Regions from separate parts of the Mus musculus genome. Here region 2 is linked to region 1. The links are chromatin loops, found by intact Hi-C in ENCODE. Cell type or tissue: left cerebral cortex. All regions are shown on one strand. Each heading gives the region's core, and the rest is flanking DNA. Links, peaks and the distances in the headings are about the cores only. Region 1 overlaps Arhgap4 (Rho GTPase activating protein 4). Region 2 holds the start of Bcap31 (B cell receptor associated protein 31).

Region 1 (14,666 bases), core at 11,892-14,391:
CATGTTCGGAAGCAGAACTGCTATTGCTGTTACTGGAGAATCCACACAATAGTGTGATCTGCTGGTGCACTCAGCATTGTGCAGCTCTAATAGGTCCCTCCATGAGTAGCAAGCACATCCCTTCTGGAACACAGGACAGGCACTGTAAGGAAGGGCCTGTTGGGTCCTCTTGGGACCCTACTTGAACTTTAATTGCCATTCTTTAAACCCTGTTATTCTCATTTAGTGGAGATTTCCCCGATAGAAGTCAGCACTCATCCTAGCGAGTGGCTGGCACAGCCCACTTCAGAGACAGGAGACTGGTGGCAGTAACACTTGGTATTGTGGGCTCTGCTTTGCATTGGCTTCGGTGTTAGGAGTTTCCATACATACACACCAGTTCCCATCTGCCTAACTTGTACCCTTAATGGAAAATTAGCAATTTCAATGACCTGGTTAAAGGTGATCCCCAAAATCCACCCCCAAGGGAGTCCAGTGGGTGGTATAAAAGGCTGATGAGTGGGCCGTGCATGCAGCTGGAGAAGTCGGTATTACCATAGAGTGGAGTCTGAGAGCAGGCAGAAGACATACTGAGAAAGGAAATCAGATAGGAAGATGGGAGGTCTGGATAGGAAATACCTAACAAGGCTTTTCATCTCATAGCTCCAGGAAAGTCACTGTCAGGATAGAAGTCCACCCATTCTGATTTCTTTACAGGGGGTTTCTTTGAATAGATACTCCTGGGTCTTACCTTTCAGACTTGCTCTCTGAGTCCCAATGTCCACCATCTTTTCCTTAGACAAGTGAAATGTAGTAGCTGCTCCTTGGGCTCTATACAGTAGCTAGAGGGACCCTGAAAATGAAATGAGACCACTGTTTGGCTTATATCTCCTTGGGCATCCAGATGAGCATTCTAGACCACAAGCTTTAGGTCATCTGCTCCCTCCCAGATTCCTCCCACTTGCTTTTCGTATATATACTTTTAAAAATATTTTCTCTCTCTCTCTCTCTCTCTCTTTTGTTTTGTTTTTCGAGACAGGGTTTCTCTGTGCAGTCCTGCTATTTATTTATTTTTATGGATGAGTGTTCTGTCTGCATGCCAGAAGAGGGCATTGGAAATTATTATAGATAGTTGTGAGCCACCATATGGTTGCTGGGAATTGAACTCAGGACCACTGGAAGAGGTGCTTTTGTTTTTGTTTTTGTTTTTTTTGGGGGGGGTTGTTGTTGTTGTTGTTTTGAGACAGGGTTTCTCTGTATAGCCCTGGCTGTCCTGGAACTCACTTTGTAGACCAGGCTGGCCTCGAACTCAGAAATCCGCCTGCCTCTGCCTCCCGAGTGCTGGGACTAAAGGTGTGCGCCACTACCGCCCGGCTTGGAAGAGGTGCTCTTAACTGCTGAGCCATCTTTATAGCCCCTTGTATACTTTTTTAAAAGGCAGTGTCTTGTGTAGCCTAGGATAACCTCAAGCTCACAGTGAAGCCAAAGATGATCTTGAATTCTGATACTCTTGCTCCTACTTCTTGAGTATTGAGATTATAGTACACCACTACACTTGGCCCATGTGTCCATCTTATAAGTACCCATTGCTCCTGGCCATTCTACCATGGCTCTTTTCCCATGCTGTCTGTCTCCCACTATGGTCCCTGCTCCAGAGGAACAGGGACTGTGTCTAGAATATGCCTGGAATGAAATAGATACAAAATCACATTGCACTAAATGAAGGGATCAAGTAATGTCCTGTTTTGAGGATATAGTTGAAGACCTGTTTGTTGTTCATATCCTGTTTACCAGAAGCCGAGACAGTGTGCCTTATGTATTCTATGTAATGGGGTGTGGGTTGTGGTGCTCATATGAGCCCTTGGTCTGGGAGATGGGGACACACTAGTGCTAGAGCTTGCAGGTTAGGCAGCTTTTGCTTTAGATATGGGTGAGGTAAGAAGTATTACCAAATCAGGCTAGAGATAAGATGTCAAAAGCCCTGTGGTAGTATGGGGCCACCAGCTATGACTCCCCTGTAAGATAGAGGGAAAAGTCTTGGGGTGGGTAACTGTCAGTAGAAACAACAGGCAGAAAACTTAGTCCAGCCCCTTCTGTCCCTTCACTTATCAACACTTGGCCATGGCTCTTACTATGGAACAGGTTTGACCTGGCCTGAAGTCTCTCCAGCTTGGTGGAGTACCACAGCAGTCCTGCCCCTGAGCAGCTGCTTGTGTTTGTACAGAAACCACAGTCCAGAGTTCTCTGCCTTAGGGCCCTTCCCAAGTGCACAGGGGCTTCTGAACCTGAGTACTTTCCTTCGGGGCACACTTCTGTTCTTTGCTCTAGCTTTTAGCTCAGTCAGGTGCCAGGGAGCCTTTGGTGTAGACAGGTTGTCTGTCTCTGCATCTCCTATGTCTTTCTGGTCTGGTTGGTTCACGGCTTGCATGTCTGCCCGCCCTAAACCAAGGTCCCCTTGCAGAGATGCGCTGGCAGTTGAGTGAGCAGCTTCATTGCCTGGAGCTTCAGGGAGAGCTTCGGCGGGATTTGCTGCAGGAGCTAGCTGAGTTCATGCGGCGCCGGGCGGAGGTAGAACTGGAGTATTCTCGGGGCCTGGACAAGTTGGCTGAACGCTTTACCAGCCGCAGTGGTCGCCTTGGGGGCAGCAGCCAGGAGCAGCAAAGCTTCCGGTAGGTACCACACTAGCAGTAGTGCCTTGCAGGTCCTGAGACCTAGGCTCCTTGGTCTGAGTTCTCCTCTGCTACAGGAAGGAGCCGACTCTCCTGTCACCCTTGCACTGCTGGGCTGTGCTGCTGGAACACACTCGGCAGCAGAGTCGGGAAAGTGCTGCCCTCAGTGAGGTGCTGGCTGGGCCCCTGGCACAGCGCCTAAGTCACATCAGCGAAGATGTGGGACGTATTGTCAAAAAGGTAGGGTCTGTGGAAGGGCTCAGAATCTAACCGGAAAAAAAAAAAAAAGCACATGGGGATCTATCTGTGGTTGAGAGGCATGGGAGGCCAGGTGGAAATTGTAGTCCAAGGTCGTCTCATCCCAATCTGAGGTGGGATGAGTTGTCACAGGATGCTGGGAGGCATTAAGTAGAGGGATGCTATGGTCACACATTCCCCTTCATCTCTAGAGCAAGGACCTGGTGCAGCAGTTGCAGGCTGAGCTCCTGGAAGTGGTCTCAGAACTCCAGACAGTAAGCAGGACCTGCTGTCTACTAACAACAGGAAGCAGGAACAGCTGCTGCAAGCCATTGCATCTCCCAATCAGGCTCAAAAAATGGATGCTCATGGGAGACCTGAGTCTTTAGTCTGGGGGGCAACAGGCATGGGCCCCTCTATGCTCTGAGAACAGAGTAGTTAAATAACAACACACTTAGGTGAAATGGCCCAAATTTCAGATCTGAATCTTGGGGGCGCTAAGTGGGGCTGAGGGACTCTTCTTAGTCATGACCTTCAGCAGGGCTACTTTGCCTGGGCCTCCCTGCAGACCAAGAAGATGTACCATGTGTACCACTCAGAGAGCATGAATGCTGAGACTAAACTTCGGGAAGCGGAGCGGCAAGAGGAGAAGCGGTCAGGCAGGAGTGCCTTATCCACCACCACTACTACTTCTGCCACCACCACCACTACTACCACCACCGTTGAGACAGGGCCCCACCGAAAGAGCTCTCTCAAGAAAGGAGGGCGGCTAGTGGAGAAGGTGGGCCTGGAAGGCAATGGGCCTCCTGTCTCTGTCCATCTCTGATAGCTCTGGCCCCTGGCCTTTGTCCTTACAAAGGACAGCTTGGCTGTCCCTGGAGCAAAAAAGAGTAGGAGAAGAGTCATAGGCCTCCAGCAAGGTTCTTCCTGGTCAGACCTGAAGGCTCTGGGATATAGAAAGACAATGGCAGCATTAGGTTACAGATGCTTCAACAGACCTAAAAGATGGGGAAAGACAACCACAGGGCCATGACAGATGATTCTATCACACCATGCTCCAAGCTTGTCCCACAGCCTTGCTGAAGCAGAGAGCTATAGTACTCTAAGTCTAGAGAACTTTTTCCTACTAGCTTCTAAGGTTTTAAGGGCACAAGAACTCAGGATGAGTGACTGGGTGCCATTCCTCAAGAAGAAGCATTCAAGGGGACCCCTTGGAAAGAGTGGGGAGGCGCCCATGCTAAGTAGGGTTGAGGACAATGACTTTTGTTCTGTGTCATCCCTATGTGGAGCCTAAGTGGCTTTGTCATACATCCTCCTAGCTCTTATCTCCATCATGGAGTCTACATATGGATGCCTTTTACTTAATCATCTGTTTCCATGTGACCTGATTCCACTTTGGAGAATGACAGTGAGGCATGTTGGGGACTCAAACCAAGGCAAGGGCAGTGGGTGGCAGGGAGGGGGATCAGCTCTTGCCAAGAGATCAAAAGTAGCCAGTGAAGAGCTAAGGAGTTGAGATAGGTTATGGGGATTGAGTGGGAGACTACACAGTAAGGCTGAGCACTGAGTGCACCAATGGCAGAGTAAAGAAGTTCATATATTAAGCATGAACTTAATACCTGCGGCACATTGGGCATGCTTGTCTGTAGAGGGAATGAGAAAATGTGGAGATAAGAGTGGTCTCTAAGTGAGTGACCCTGGTGTGCCTTGGTGTCTTGAGCAGCGTCAGGCCAAGTACTTGGAGCATAAACTTAAGTGCACCAAGGCCCGAAATGAGTACCTGCTCAGCCTGGCCAGTGTCAATGCCGCCATCAGCAACTACTACTTACACGATATCTTGGATCTCATGGATGTGAGTTTTGTGTGGGCAAGCAGGTGGGGCTATGGTAACTGGAGCTTAAAAGCTTGGAGTCCTTGACTCTGGTTCCAGGGCCACAACAGTGTCTGCTTGCTTCTTCCCAGTGCTGTGACACAGGTTTCCATTTGGCCCTGGAGCAGGCCCTCCGGAGCTACACAGCTGCTGAGAGCCGTACCCAAACCTCCCAGATGCAGGGCTTAGGCAGCCTGGAAGAGGCTCTGGAGGCTTTGGATCCTCCAGGGGACAAGGCCAAGGTGCTTGAGGTTCATGCCATGGCCTTCTGTCCCCCTCTACGTTTTGAATACCAGCCCCATGAAGATGATGAGGTGAGGGTTAGTTTATTACACCCACTACTGCTACCCTTAAGGACCAAGCATTTCAAAGGGTTTCATGGTCTCTGGACTTCATGTTACTGTGGGTCAGTCACATTTACATTTCCCTAAAACAAAACAAATTCCAGGATGCTAAAAGTTCTTTTTTTCTCAGTCCTCCATTCCATAGCCTCTGGCCCATTAGAACACTTTTCTGTGGCAGCTCACTCATGGGACTGCCCTCAAACACAGTGCAACCATCACAACAATCCAAATGTTCACTATGACTATCCATATACTATACATTGAAAACTGTTCTTAGCCATGTACTTGTCCATGCCTGTTATCCTAGTACTGGGAAAACTAAGGCTGGAGGATTATCCTAAGTGTAAGGCTAGCCTGGGCTATATAGTGAAATCCCCAGCTTAGACTTCTGTGTAAAAACCCGTCTACAAACAGAGAAACTGACAACAGCAAAAAAAATTCATAACAAACACTTGGGAAGAAATACAGCATGTAGCATCATTTCTAATTAGATGTCTGTACTCATCCCAGGAGCTTTTAGGATAGTCTTTCTCCTCTGATGTAAAATTCCATGATGCTTTGCCTTGGAGATCTATTTTCCTTCTTGGTGCTAAGCAATGAGTGTACCTGTCTGCTTTTGAGGCTCTTGGGTTCCTTTGATATCCTCCTCTTCCTTCTACTCTTAACCCCCCCCCAACCTGCCTTGTAATTAGATTTCACAGGTTGATTGATTCTCTAATTTCTTTCTGCTTTCCCTTTTCTGTTTCCCAACTCTATTAAAGATTTCTTTTTGAAATCTCTTCCAACTCTTTGCTGAATTAAAAATAAATTCACTAATGGGCAGTGATGGTGTACACCTTTAGTCCCAGCACTGGGAGGTAGAGTCAGACAGAAATAAGTCTGTCTGTCTGTCTCTCTCTCTCTCTCTCTCTCTCTCTCTCTCTGTGTGTGTGTGTGTGTGTGTGTGTGTGTGTGTGTATGCATCTGTATATAAGTGCCTACAGAAGTCAGAAGAAGCCATTGGATATCTTGGACCTGGATTACAGGTGGTTATGAGCTGCCTGTTTGCTGGGAACCAAACTCTTCTGTGTTCTTCTGCAAAAGGAGTAATCACTTCTAACCTCTGGGCGTCTCTTCAGCCTCCACTATGTCTGCTTTGAAATAGATCATTATTTTAAAAAATTTAAATTATGTGTGTGTAAATATATATAATGCCTAACGTGTGTGTGTACCTGTGAAGATCAGATGAGGGCAGTAGATCACCTGGAACTAGAGTTACAGGTAGTTGTGAGCCACCTAACATGGGTGCTGGAAACTGAACTCAGGTCCTTTGGGTGAACAGCAAGTGCTCTTAACTGCTAAACCAGCTTTCTAGCCCAATAGATCACATTTTTTTAATTGATAAAAATAAAATTTATGCCAGGCAGTGGTGGCACACGCCTTTAATCCCAGCACTTGGGAGGCAGAGGCAAGTGGATTTCTGAGTTTGAGGCCAGCCTGGTCTACAGAGTGAGTTCCAGAACAGCCAGGTCTACACAGAGAAACCCTGTCTCAAAAAACCAAAAATAGGGGCTGGTGAGGTGGCTCAGTGGTTAAGAGCGCCGACTGCTCTTCCGAAGGTCCGGAGTTCAAATCCCAGCAACCACATGGTGGCTCATAACCATCCGTAACGAAATCTGATGCCCTCTTCTGGATTATCTGAGGACAGCTACAGTGTACTTACATATAATAAATAAATAAATCAAAAAAAAAAAAAGAATTCCTGCACAATTACTAATATTGCCTGTAAAGGTTGCCGACATAGAGACAATATCTCTTTAAAAAAAAACAAAAATAAAATAAAATAAAATTTATTATTTCTGATATTTTCAAGTGCAAGGTTCAGTGCTGTTAAAGTACATTTACACTCCTATGGGGCTGTCACCCTATCTATTTTCTTTTTCTTTTTAAATTTTATTTTATTTTTAATTTAATTTTTACACTCCATATTCCATTCCCCTCCTCCCCATCCACCCTCTGTCTGCTCCACATCCAGCACCTCCTCCCCACCCCCCTGTCTCCACGTGGATGCCCCCACCCCCACCCACCTGACCTCGAAACTCCCTGGGGCCTCCAGTCTCTTGAGGGTTAGGTGCATCATCTCTGAATGAACACAGACCTGGAAGTCCTCTGCTGTATGTGTGTTGGGGGCCCTCAGCTGGTGCATGCTGTCTGGTGGTCCAGTGTTTGAGAGATCTCAGGGGTCCAGATTACTTGAGACTGCTGATCCTCCTAGAGGATCGCTTTTCTCCTCAGCTTCTTTCAGCTTTCCCTAATTCAACAACAGGGGTCAGCTGCTTCTGTCCATTGGTTGGGTGCAAATATCTGCATCTGACTCTTTCAGCTGCTTGTTGAGTCTTTCAGAGGGCAGTCATGCTATGTTCCTTTTTGTGAGTGCTCCATAGCCTCAGTAATAGTGTCAGGCCTTGGTACCTCCTCTTGAGCTGGATCCTACTTTGGGCCTGTTGCTGGACCTTCTTTTCTTCAGGCTCCTCTCTATTTCCATCCCTGTAATTCTTTCAGACAGGAACAATTATAGACCAGAGATGTGACTGTGGGATGGCAACCCCATCCCTCACTTGATGTCCTGTCTTCCTGCTGGAGGTGGACTCTATAAGTTCTCTCTCCCTACTGTCAGGCATTTCATCTAAGGTCTCTCCATTTGAGTCCTGGGAGTCTCTCACCTCCCAGGTTTCTGATGCATTCTGAAGGGTCCCCCAACCTTTTATTTCCTGAGGTTGCCTGGTTACATTCTTTCTGTTGGCCCTCAAGGCTTCAGTCTTTTTCCCTAACCCAATACCAGATCAGGTTCCCCTCTCCCCTGCCCCCATCCACTTTCCCTCCCATTTGTCCCAAATAAATACTTAGGATTGCATTCCTGTCCTTCCAGCTTTTGGAGGAACCCACTATCCTGCTACCTCTGTGAACTTGGCTATAGCACTGACACATAAAGGACTTTCCCAGTAGTGGCCTTATACAGCATTTGTCTTGTAGGGACTACCTCATTTTTTTCTTCCTTTCTTTTTTTTTTCTTTTTGGTGTGTGTGGGGCATGGAGGGGAAAGGGGCTTCTCTGTGTAGATTTGGCTGTCCTAGGAACTAGCTCTGTAGACAAGGATGGCTTCACACTTAGAAATCCTCCTGCCTCTGCCTGCACTGGGATTAAAGGCATAAGCCAGACACCACTGACTGGCTTCTTTTTTAACATGACACATATTTTATGTGTTCCTTTGTATTGGTATTTGAGGCTTACTGATTGATACAAATGTTATTCTTAGCTGAAACTGTAATTCAGTTGGGAGGGTGCATGCTCTAATCCTTTAGTTCTATCCCTAGCAGTCCATAAACCTGGCATGGTGGTGAATGCCTGTCATCCCAGCACTCAGGAGTTAGAGGCAAGCAACGGAAATGCGTCCTGAGCTCTGCTCTGACCTATTCCTCATCCCTGGTACTGTCCGCTACAGGTGGCCGAGGTCCTGATTGAGATGGAACTGTGGGATGAGATTTTGCCCAGAGCTCAAAACATTCAGAGTCGCCTGGACCAAAAGACCATCGAGACAGAAGAGGCACGATGGCTCAGCCCGGGATGGGGACAGGCCCTAGAGTCTTCTCTCAGCTTCAGCTGCCCTGAAAGTTCCTTCCTAGCTGGCAATAGCTTTCCTCTTTCTGAAGATTTAGACTTTGTTCCTCCCATACTCTCCTGACTTACTGCCCTGGCACTGTCCCCTCAGGTGAATAAGACACTGAAGGCAACACTTAAGGCTCTGCTAGAGGCGGTGGCATCAGAGGATGGGGACATACTGGACTCTTTGCAGGCCAGCCCCTCCACTGAGTCCCTCAAGTCTACAAGCTCGGACCCAGGCACCCGACAGACAGGCCGTAGACGGAACCAGCAGCAGGAGACAGAAACCTTCTATATTACGGTGGGGCTGGACAGGTGGGACAGGGCCACAAAGGGCAGCACAGAGAAAGGGGGCTGAGTTGAGGTTGAAATTAGGGGCTCTTTGGGTTTCCCAGAAGCTGCAGGAATATCTGAGTGGCCGGAGCATCCTTTCCAAGCTGCAGGCCAAGCATGAAAAACTTCAGGAAGCCATACAACAAGGTGGGTCCCATTCCAGGCATACCCTCTCTGGGGCCCAAAGCTTCCCTTTCCTCATCCCTCTGATCTAGCCCATGCTCCTCTCTGACCAGAGAGGTTGTTTGGCATGCAGGAACTAACCCAGTGTAGGTCATTGGATTATCCTGAACTTCCAGTCTAAGCCTCTTCTCTCTGGGGTTTATTGAAGCTTTACAGCCTGAGAGACAAAAAAATATTTTCTCCTCTCCAGGTAACAAGGAAAAGCAAGAGACATCTCGGTGAGTCCTTCATGGGGTGCTGGCCTATTCACAGGTTCCCCAACTCCCTGTTCTTGCTGCACAACTCTAGTTCTACTGCCAGCACCCTGTGGCCCTAACACCCCAATTTGTCTAGGAGGTTCAGGGCCTGTGGCATGGGATAGGGATGGAGAGACTTCTCCATGGCTTGTTCCCCTAAAAGGCAGTTTCCATTCATCTTAGGACCCAGTGCACAGAGAGAAAATTCCACAAGAGCCATCCCCCCCATCCTAGATTCCAGTATAATCAGAGACTTTTTGGAGGTGATCTGGAGAAGTTTATCCAGGTACTTGTTTTGTTCTACACTCCAGCTCATTAGAGACCATTCCTGTCCCTTCTTGTCTTTCTCCAGCTTTGGTGGCCCAAGCAACTGCCTAATCTCAGTGTTCTCTAGTCCCAATCTTGCTGGGTGGATCTCAGGTGTTCCTTCCTGCGCAAGCTATTGCCAGCCTTGCTGAGGTCTCTGTGCTTCCTTGTGGCCTCTACCAATTAAAGGAAACTCTGTTTGTTTGTTTGTTTGTTTGTTTCTTTTTTTTTTTAAGAGACAGGGTTTCTCTGTGTAGTCCTGGCTGTCCTGGAACTCACTTTGTAGACCAGGCTGGCCTCGAACTCGGAAATCCACCTGCCTCTGCCTCCTGAGTCCTGGGATTAAAGGCGTGCGCCACCACCGCCCGGCTGTTTGTTTGTTTCTTATTGTTGGTCTTTGCTTCTTGTTTTTTGAGACAGAGTCTCACTCTGTAGACCAGTCTGCCCTCAAACTCACAGAGATCAGCCTGCCTCTGCTTCCCAAGTGTTGGGATTAAAGGGTATGCCACCATATCCAGTTTTAAAGGAAACACTTAAGGAACTCAGAAAACCTGGGGCTGTAACACTTTTAGCGATGAGATGTTGAGAGTTCTCCCCTATGATTAGGATCAGCACAAGATGCTTATAGGCCATACTTCCGGCCCAAATTTTGTCAATTCTAAACAGAAAATAAAAAAGGAATGCAGCTGAGATCTGAAAGAACTAGGTTATGGTGGTGCAGCCTGTAATCCTAGCACTTTGGGGGTGGATGATCAGGAGATCAAGGCTAGCCTCAGCTACACAGCAAGTTTTAGGCCAACCTAAGGTTAATGAGGGGCTGTCTCAAAGGGGAGGAAGGGAAAAAACCTCAGTGTCATTTGCAAATATGTCATGTACCTAGAGCATTCATAAGAATCAGAAATTTAAATGAACAAATATAAGTTTTGCAGTGCTCTTTGAAGGGCAACATCTGGATTTTTTTGGTTTTTGGTTTTTGTTTTTTTTGTTTTTTGAGACAGGGTTTCTCTGTATAGCCCTGGCTGTCCTGGAACTCACTTTGTAGACCAGGCTGGCCTTGAACTCAGAAATCTGCCTGCCTCTGCCTCCCAAGTGCTGGGATTAAAGGCGTGTGCCACCATGCCCGGCAACATCTGGATTTTGACTACCTTATTACACTTGTAACAATTTGCATAAAAAAAAAGATAAAATGCCATGTCAATGTCACCAGCAAATCAGTTTCTTCACAGAAATTCCAATAAACTCCACTGTAACACTATTAGGAGAAAAGTGATAGAATAATAAGGGGTCTTGCTATATCCTAGTGAAATAAATGTGTTCTCTGTCCCCAGAGCTCAGGCCAACCTGTGCCCCTTGTGGTGGAGAGCTGTATTCGCTTCATTAATCTCAATGGTAAGTGTAGCTTATCTTCTGCCATGCTGGCACTGGGTATTTGTGGAGAAAGGGATTCTGCCTGTCAGCTCCTTGTCCTCCACAGGCCTGCAACATGAAGGCATTTTCCGGGTATCAGGTGCCCAGGCCAGGATCTCAGAGATCCGAGATGCCTTTGAAAGAGGTGAGGACTGATGGACAAATGTGGCAATGGCTTCAGTAGGCATAAGTAGTCTCCTCATTTTAGCATGTTACCCTCCACAGGGGAGGACCCTCTGGAGAAAGGCTGTACTGTCCATGACCTAGACTCAGTGGCTGGGGTACTAAAGCTGTACTTTCGGAGCCTGGAGCCCCCACTCTTCCCCTTGGACATGTTTAATGAGCTGCTGGCTTCAGCAGGTGAGCTCTGAGGCCAGCTAGGTAGGAGAGCCACCCCTTAGTGCAATTGAATACAGCTTTACTCAGTCTGCTCTCTTGGGCTGCCTTGGCCACAGAACTGGAAGTTGTGGGTGAGCGAGTAGAGCCTGTGAGCCATCTGCTATTCAAACTACCCAGACCTGTGCTAGTGGTCCTACGCTATCTCTTCACCTTCCTCAACCAGTGAGTACTTCTGGGGAGCCAGTTGGCTGTTGGGATTGGAGGGGTCACTAGTGCTGGAGTTCCCTGCCTGTGATCTTCGTGTTTCCCCAGCCTGGCCCAGTACAGTGATGAGAACATGATGGACTCCTACAACCTGGCTGTATGTTTTGGGCCTACACTGTTGCCTGTGCCTGCTGGGCAAGACCCAGTAGCCTTGCAAGGCCGAGTGAACCAGCTGGTCCAGACCCTTATCCTGCAACCAGCACGGATTTTCCCACCTCCAGCCATGCTGCCAGGCCCCATCTATGAGAAATGCATGGCACCACCTTCTGCCAGCTGCCTGGGGTATGCTTGGGGGCTTCTTGGGGCAGAGGGAGTCTAGTGGAGGCAAGTTTGTCTTACTTTGCTTGAAACATCAGGGATGGCCAGTTGGAGAGCCTCATTGGGGAGCCAGAGCTGGAGTTGAAAACTGGGACCACAGCTCAGGAGGATGGTGAGAAAGGAGCAGGGAGACGCTACCCCATCTTTTTCCTGTGTACCTACTCTACCCTCAGCCAGACCCTCTCTTTCCCATAGACCAGGAGGGAGTTTTGGAGGCTGTGGCCTGCTTTGCCTACACTGGTCGTACGGCCCAGGAGCTGACATTCCAGCGAGGGGATGTGCTGCGATTGTATGCTCGGGCATCAAGTGACTGGTGGCGAGGGGAGCATGCTGGTGTGCAGGGGCTCATTCCCCATAAGTACATCACACTTTGTGAGGGGTGAGTGAGCTATAGCCCTAGGGAGGGTCCCATTGTATCTGCCTTGGATCTCCTGAGTGGTGGTATTCATGGTTGCTTTTTAGCTCCTACTGGGTATAGATCTTCAGGCTTTCTTCCTTCTGGAAGTAGCTGCTGTCATTCAGACATCTCAAACAGGACTTGTTATAACCCAAGTTGCTGCCCTCCCCAACCCCAAGCCAGAGTTTATGGGTCTTGGTTGGGCTCAAGAACAATCATTCTCAACTCCTTTGATTGAGGCAGGGGCCACTGGCCTCCAAACTCCAGCCAGGAAAGAGTCCAAAGTAAGCCAGTCTTTTCCTTGCCCAGGGATGAGAAGCAGATGGCTGGTTCAGGACTACAGGCCATGGGGGAATCTGTGAGCCATCCAGAGGGCTTCCTGACGTTGGAGTTTGCCAACCGGTAAGCCAGGTGAAGGCAGGCCTTTGGGAAAACTCCTCAGAGGGTTCTTCTTGACTTGTGTGCTGTTAGAAGCAGCAGGCATAGTGGGCCAGAGGCTACCTACACTGCTAAGCTTGAGGGTGTGGGCTCAGGCTTTAGTCACATGGGATTGGAGGAGTTGTTGCATAAAAGTCACTAAGTGTAGATAGAACAGAGTCAGCCTTTTTGTAACTTGGAGAGGTTCTAGAAGAGTTTGAGGACTATGGAGGCTCATCCTTTTCCTTGACTATATCTAAGATGGGCACTGCCAGCTTGGGTCAAGGATTTCCTAGGGCCATTGCCAATCTTTTTTATCTCTGCTTTGTAGGTTGGAACTAGGCACCCCACCTGAGGCTTTGGGCCCCTCTAGGCACAGACGACCCTGTTTAGTCCCTACCTCCCCTGAAGGACATGTGGAAATGGATAAGGTAAAAGCCAGGACTGGCTATGGAGCCAGCAGGGGGCGCCTTTTCTACATGTTCTTTGCCCTCCCCAAGGTGAGGCTCATTGCTCCTACTCTCCTTGGTCCCAGTTACCACCTGTTACCAGACATGCAAGTCAAGTCACAATTTAGGGAGGAACATGGGGACAAGAGGAAAGAGACAGGGTGGCAGGGACAAGTGTAGGAGCACAGAGGCAAAGATGAGAGGGCAGATCATGAGCCCAGTTGTGGTATGGGACTCACAACATTCTTGAGTTAGAGAGAAGCCAGACTGTTTAGACTGATATGGGCAAGGAGCTCCAGGACAAACTTCAAGGCTGACACCTAGAGCTTAGCAAGCTAGGGAGAGTGAGGTGAGAGGACAAATGGTGGGGAAGGAGGAGGGGCAGCTGGCTGAGGAAACAAAATAATCTCAAAACAAGGCTCTGATGAGTGGTACAACTTAAGGAGTCCCCTTTATTCAGTGGGTTCTGTGAGACCCTATAGACTGAGCAGGAAAACCCTGAAGACTGTTACTAAGTCTGAGGAAGAATGGTCCCACTCCTAGGCCTAAGGATCCTAGGGCAGGCTGGTAAAAACACAGGAGCTAAAGCCTGGTAGCTGGAAGACCCAAGGGAAAACACTGACCCAGGAGTCCCTTGTATGTTTACAGCATCAGAGGCCATGGATAGAAGCTGTGGTGTCAGCCAGAGAAAAAGTAGGAGTAGAAAGAGGGGGAACCCAGGGCTCAAAGCTGCCCCCACCCTCCAGAACAAGACCAAGAAGTTACTATCCCACAAGTAACACTGAAAGTGACTAGAGGAAGGAAGGTGGAATGGAGTGGGGAAGGTGGTCTGGAGTCTCAACTGGTCCCTCCCATGACCCCTGGAGAGGGGGCCTAGCCTGGTCTAGCTAAGGTATGGTAGCCAAGGCCTTAGTTTGGAGATTGGCAGAAACTCACTGGGCACTCTCTGTTTTTCCTTTCTGCTAGGCTGTGGCACAGAACATGAATTCTGTGTTTAAGGAGCTCTTGGGAAAGACTGCTGTCCGCCAGGGCCATGGGTTAGCATCTACAGCCTCCCCGAGTCTAGGAACTCTGACGCCCCTGGCCTGCAGCAGCATCAGCAAAAACAAAGTCTTCTCCCGGGGACCTGGGGCTCCAATTTCCCCCTCAACCTCCCATCCCCAGGGTCCAGATTCAACTCGCAAGCCAGTCTGAGGCAGCTTACCTCCAGCAGCCACCACCAAGCCCACCATTCCACATAGGCCTATTGCTTCACCTCAGCCCTCTTCTAGGTCTCTTG
Region 2 (2,500 bases), core at 1-2,500, 180 kb after region 1:
CGCCCCTCCCCGGGGCACCAGGCGTGTTTGTCCGCTGAGCAGCCCGGCAGTAACGACAGCGTCTACGCCAAGGCCCAGAATCCCCACCCACCTACCCCTCCCCAGGGGTGGTGATGGGGAAGAGGAGGCGGAGTTGAGGCAAGAGGCGGAGTCCGAGTTAGGGGTGCCCCACCCCGTTCTCGCCCTACCGTTGGACCCCTCCCCCTCTCCGACAACAGAAACGAAGCAAGTCCGCGTACACTACAGAAGCGGCCCCAGCCCTCCCGCCAAGGCGCCTCCAAGCTCCACCCCTGCGTGTCCGAAGTGTCAGAGGCGCGGCAGGGGGCCTTCAACCGTCAGCCTCTACTTCCTTTCTAGACCTTGGCAACAGGCCGCGCCTAAGGGCGGGGCGGGAAACGACAATGGGCGGAGCCGTTAGGGGCCTCTAGAGGACTTGTAGGCGGGGCCTGACGCGCGTTTCCGGTTTCCGCCCGCGGGCTAGGGGGCGGGCCTGAGCATTGGTGAGAGTTTGGTAGTTGCGGTGGGGCGTGCGAGTAGGCTGAAGCTCGGTAAGCTGGGTCCGCATGCATGGCTGACTTTCGGACCAACGAGGTTCCCCCCCAGTCCCTTCATGAGGGAGGAAGGCGAGCATCCCAGAAATACTGTGGGTTCTGGGAAGTGTAGGGATCCGGGCCGACTTCGGAGTTTAGGGCAGGATCAGGCATAGGGATGTTGTGGAGGTAGGTGGAGCGGGACTCTAGGGGACGCGAGGACAGGGGCCAGTCCTCCCCACCCCCCCCCAGAAGAGCTGCCCAGGTAGGCCCAGCTCCTCGAAAGCCACCTGGCGCTGTGGACTTGGGCGTTGTGGCTTGCTAGGGATGCAGGGAGGTCCCTTTTTTGGCTTCGGGAGAGACTTTCTGGTTCTGGAACTTTCTCTGGGTAAGGCCTGGACGTGCTCTGTGGAGACCTGTATTTGCTTTTGGCCTGGATTCCCGCCCTCTAGGAGTCGCTCTTGTGGGCCTTTTGAGAGTAAATGGAGGCCTACACCCTGTGCATTCGTGCGAGCATTCGGAAGGCCTATCTAGTTTTCAAAAGCAGCTTTAGAAGGAGGCTGGAGGCTACTAGGGTTATCAGCCCCTCATAAGCTCTGGAGGAAATGGGCCTGCTTTCTTGTGCAGAGGCTTAGGTGGTGGCGTTTGCAGAAAATACATGTATGAACACTGCAGTCCCAGTCCCACTGTAGAAGCGACTGGAAGACATGTATAGCTCCTGGCAGCAGAGGCTTCTACTCTTGGAAGGAAGCCTAATGGGTGCTGAGGTCCTTCTGTTTACGTACTGTTCTTTTGAGAAACATTTTCTTAAACAGGTCTAGCCTTACAAGGGAGCCTGATGGGTGCTGAGAAGGTTCTCCTATTCTTATGAGAAACATTTTCTTAGTTAAACAGGCTTAAGAGTCTCTTGGACGGCCCCGGGGAAAGGAATCATGAACAAAAGTACCTAGTCATAGTAACATACTTGCTGGAGGGGCACAAGTAACTGTCCCAGGCAAGGGAAGTTTGTTGGCTGGCTAGAATCATTGGTCAAGTGTCTGCTGTTGGGTTAAACCCTGTTTCAACCAGGGTTTCAAAAGCTCTGAAGCAGAATCCTGTGGTCTGTTGTGAAGAATAGCAGCCCCAGCCTCTCCAGGGTCCCTGAGCAGTCCCTGTCAGTGACTTTCCAGCTCTCATGGTTCCTCCTGTTTCTTCTGTATCCTGCCAGGAAACAAGCTCCCATCCCTCTGTTGGAACCCTTTAAGTCACAGGATGAGTTTGCAGTGGACTACAGTTGCCACCTTCCTCTACGCAGAGGTCTTTGCTGTGTTGCTTCTCTGCATTCCCTTCATTTCTCCAAAAAGGTATGGCTAGTGGAACAACAAAGCAAGCATATGATGAGGGTGCTATCAAACCCTGAACCTTGTAGTTTCTGTGTGCAAAATTGGTGGACCCTGAAATTGAGGCTATATGGAAACAAGTAAAACCTGTCTTGAGTAAGGGTGTCAGGAGTATGATTTTTTTTTTCTTATCACCAATCTTGAACATTGTCTGGCTTTGTCACCTCGTCATTTGCTTTCCTGTGCACACTGTCTTCTGGTTTTTGCAAAAGAAGATTTGACTTCAACTTTTTTGAGTAATATTCTCTTGCCAACCCTTGGGCCTCAGGGCTGTAGGGGATAATTGTGTGGAAACTTGAATACTTGCACCATTGGCTTACATTGTTGCCGATTTGCTGACTTTTGACCTCCTAGCTAACTCCTACTGGCATTGCTTAGTAGGCTCATGAGCATTACTCAGCCTATGAAGGATGGAAGCTATAGTCCCTTTTAATAAAAAACAGGCTGGGCGTGGTGGCGTACGCCTTTAGTCCCAGCACTTGGGACGCAGAGGTAGTGGATTTCTGAGTTTGAGGCCAGCCTGGTCTACAGAGTGAGTTCCAGGACAGCCAGAGCTACACAGAGAAACCCTGTCTCGAAAAACAAAAAACA

What was found. Peaks named below come from ENCODE experiments on the same cell type or tissue, not always from the same donor. Only the 100,000 strongest peaks of a DNase experiment are listed, where the experiment ranks them.
Region 2: it touches region 1 in a loop (2.8-fold over the local background); 2 of 42 quality-filtered maps call a loop at or near these places.

What each region holds. Positions count from the first base shown.
Region 1 is chrX:73,894,651-73,909,316 of GRCm38, reverse strand. Arhgap4 (Rho GTPase activating protein 4) reads left to right here. Exons shown (of 22, transcript NM_138630.2): 2 at 2,441-2,648; 3 at 2,726-2,888; 4 at 3,098-3,160; 5 at 3,454-3,666; 6 at 4,609-4,737; 7 at 4,848-5,069; 8 at 8,581-8,682; 9 at 8,848-9,039; 10 at 9,134-9,218; 11 at 9,445-9,472; 12 at 9,674-9,776; 13 at 11,125-11,185; 14 at 11,271-11,348; 15 at 11,429-11,563; 7 more. The coding sequence ends at 14,581. Among named protein-coding and RNA genes, the nearest start is that of Arhgap4, 9.3 kb to the left of the region's middle. In left cerebral cortex, for the core only: a CTCF peak has its summit at 13,399 (motif pointing right); a DNase peak (open chromatin) is centred at 13,412.
Region 2 is chrX:73,714,166-73,716,665 of GRCm38, reverse strand. Bcap31 (B cell receptor associated protein 31) reads left to right here and starts at 462. Exons shown (of 8, transcript NM_012060.5): 1 at 462-548; 2 at 1,738-1,873. The coding sequence starts at 1,782. It overlaps Abcd1 (ATP-binding cassette, sub-family D (ALD), member 1), which reads right to left and starts at 69. Exons shown (of 10, transcript NM_007435.2): 1 at 1-69. In left cerebral cortex, for the core only: a CTCF peak has its summit at 982; DNase peaks (open chromatin) are centred at 200, 365 and 1,016; H3K4me3 peaks cover 1,380 bases; H3K27ac peaks cover 719 bases.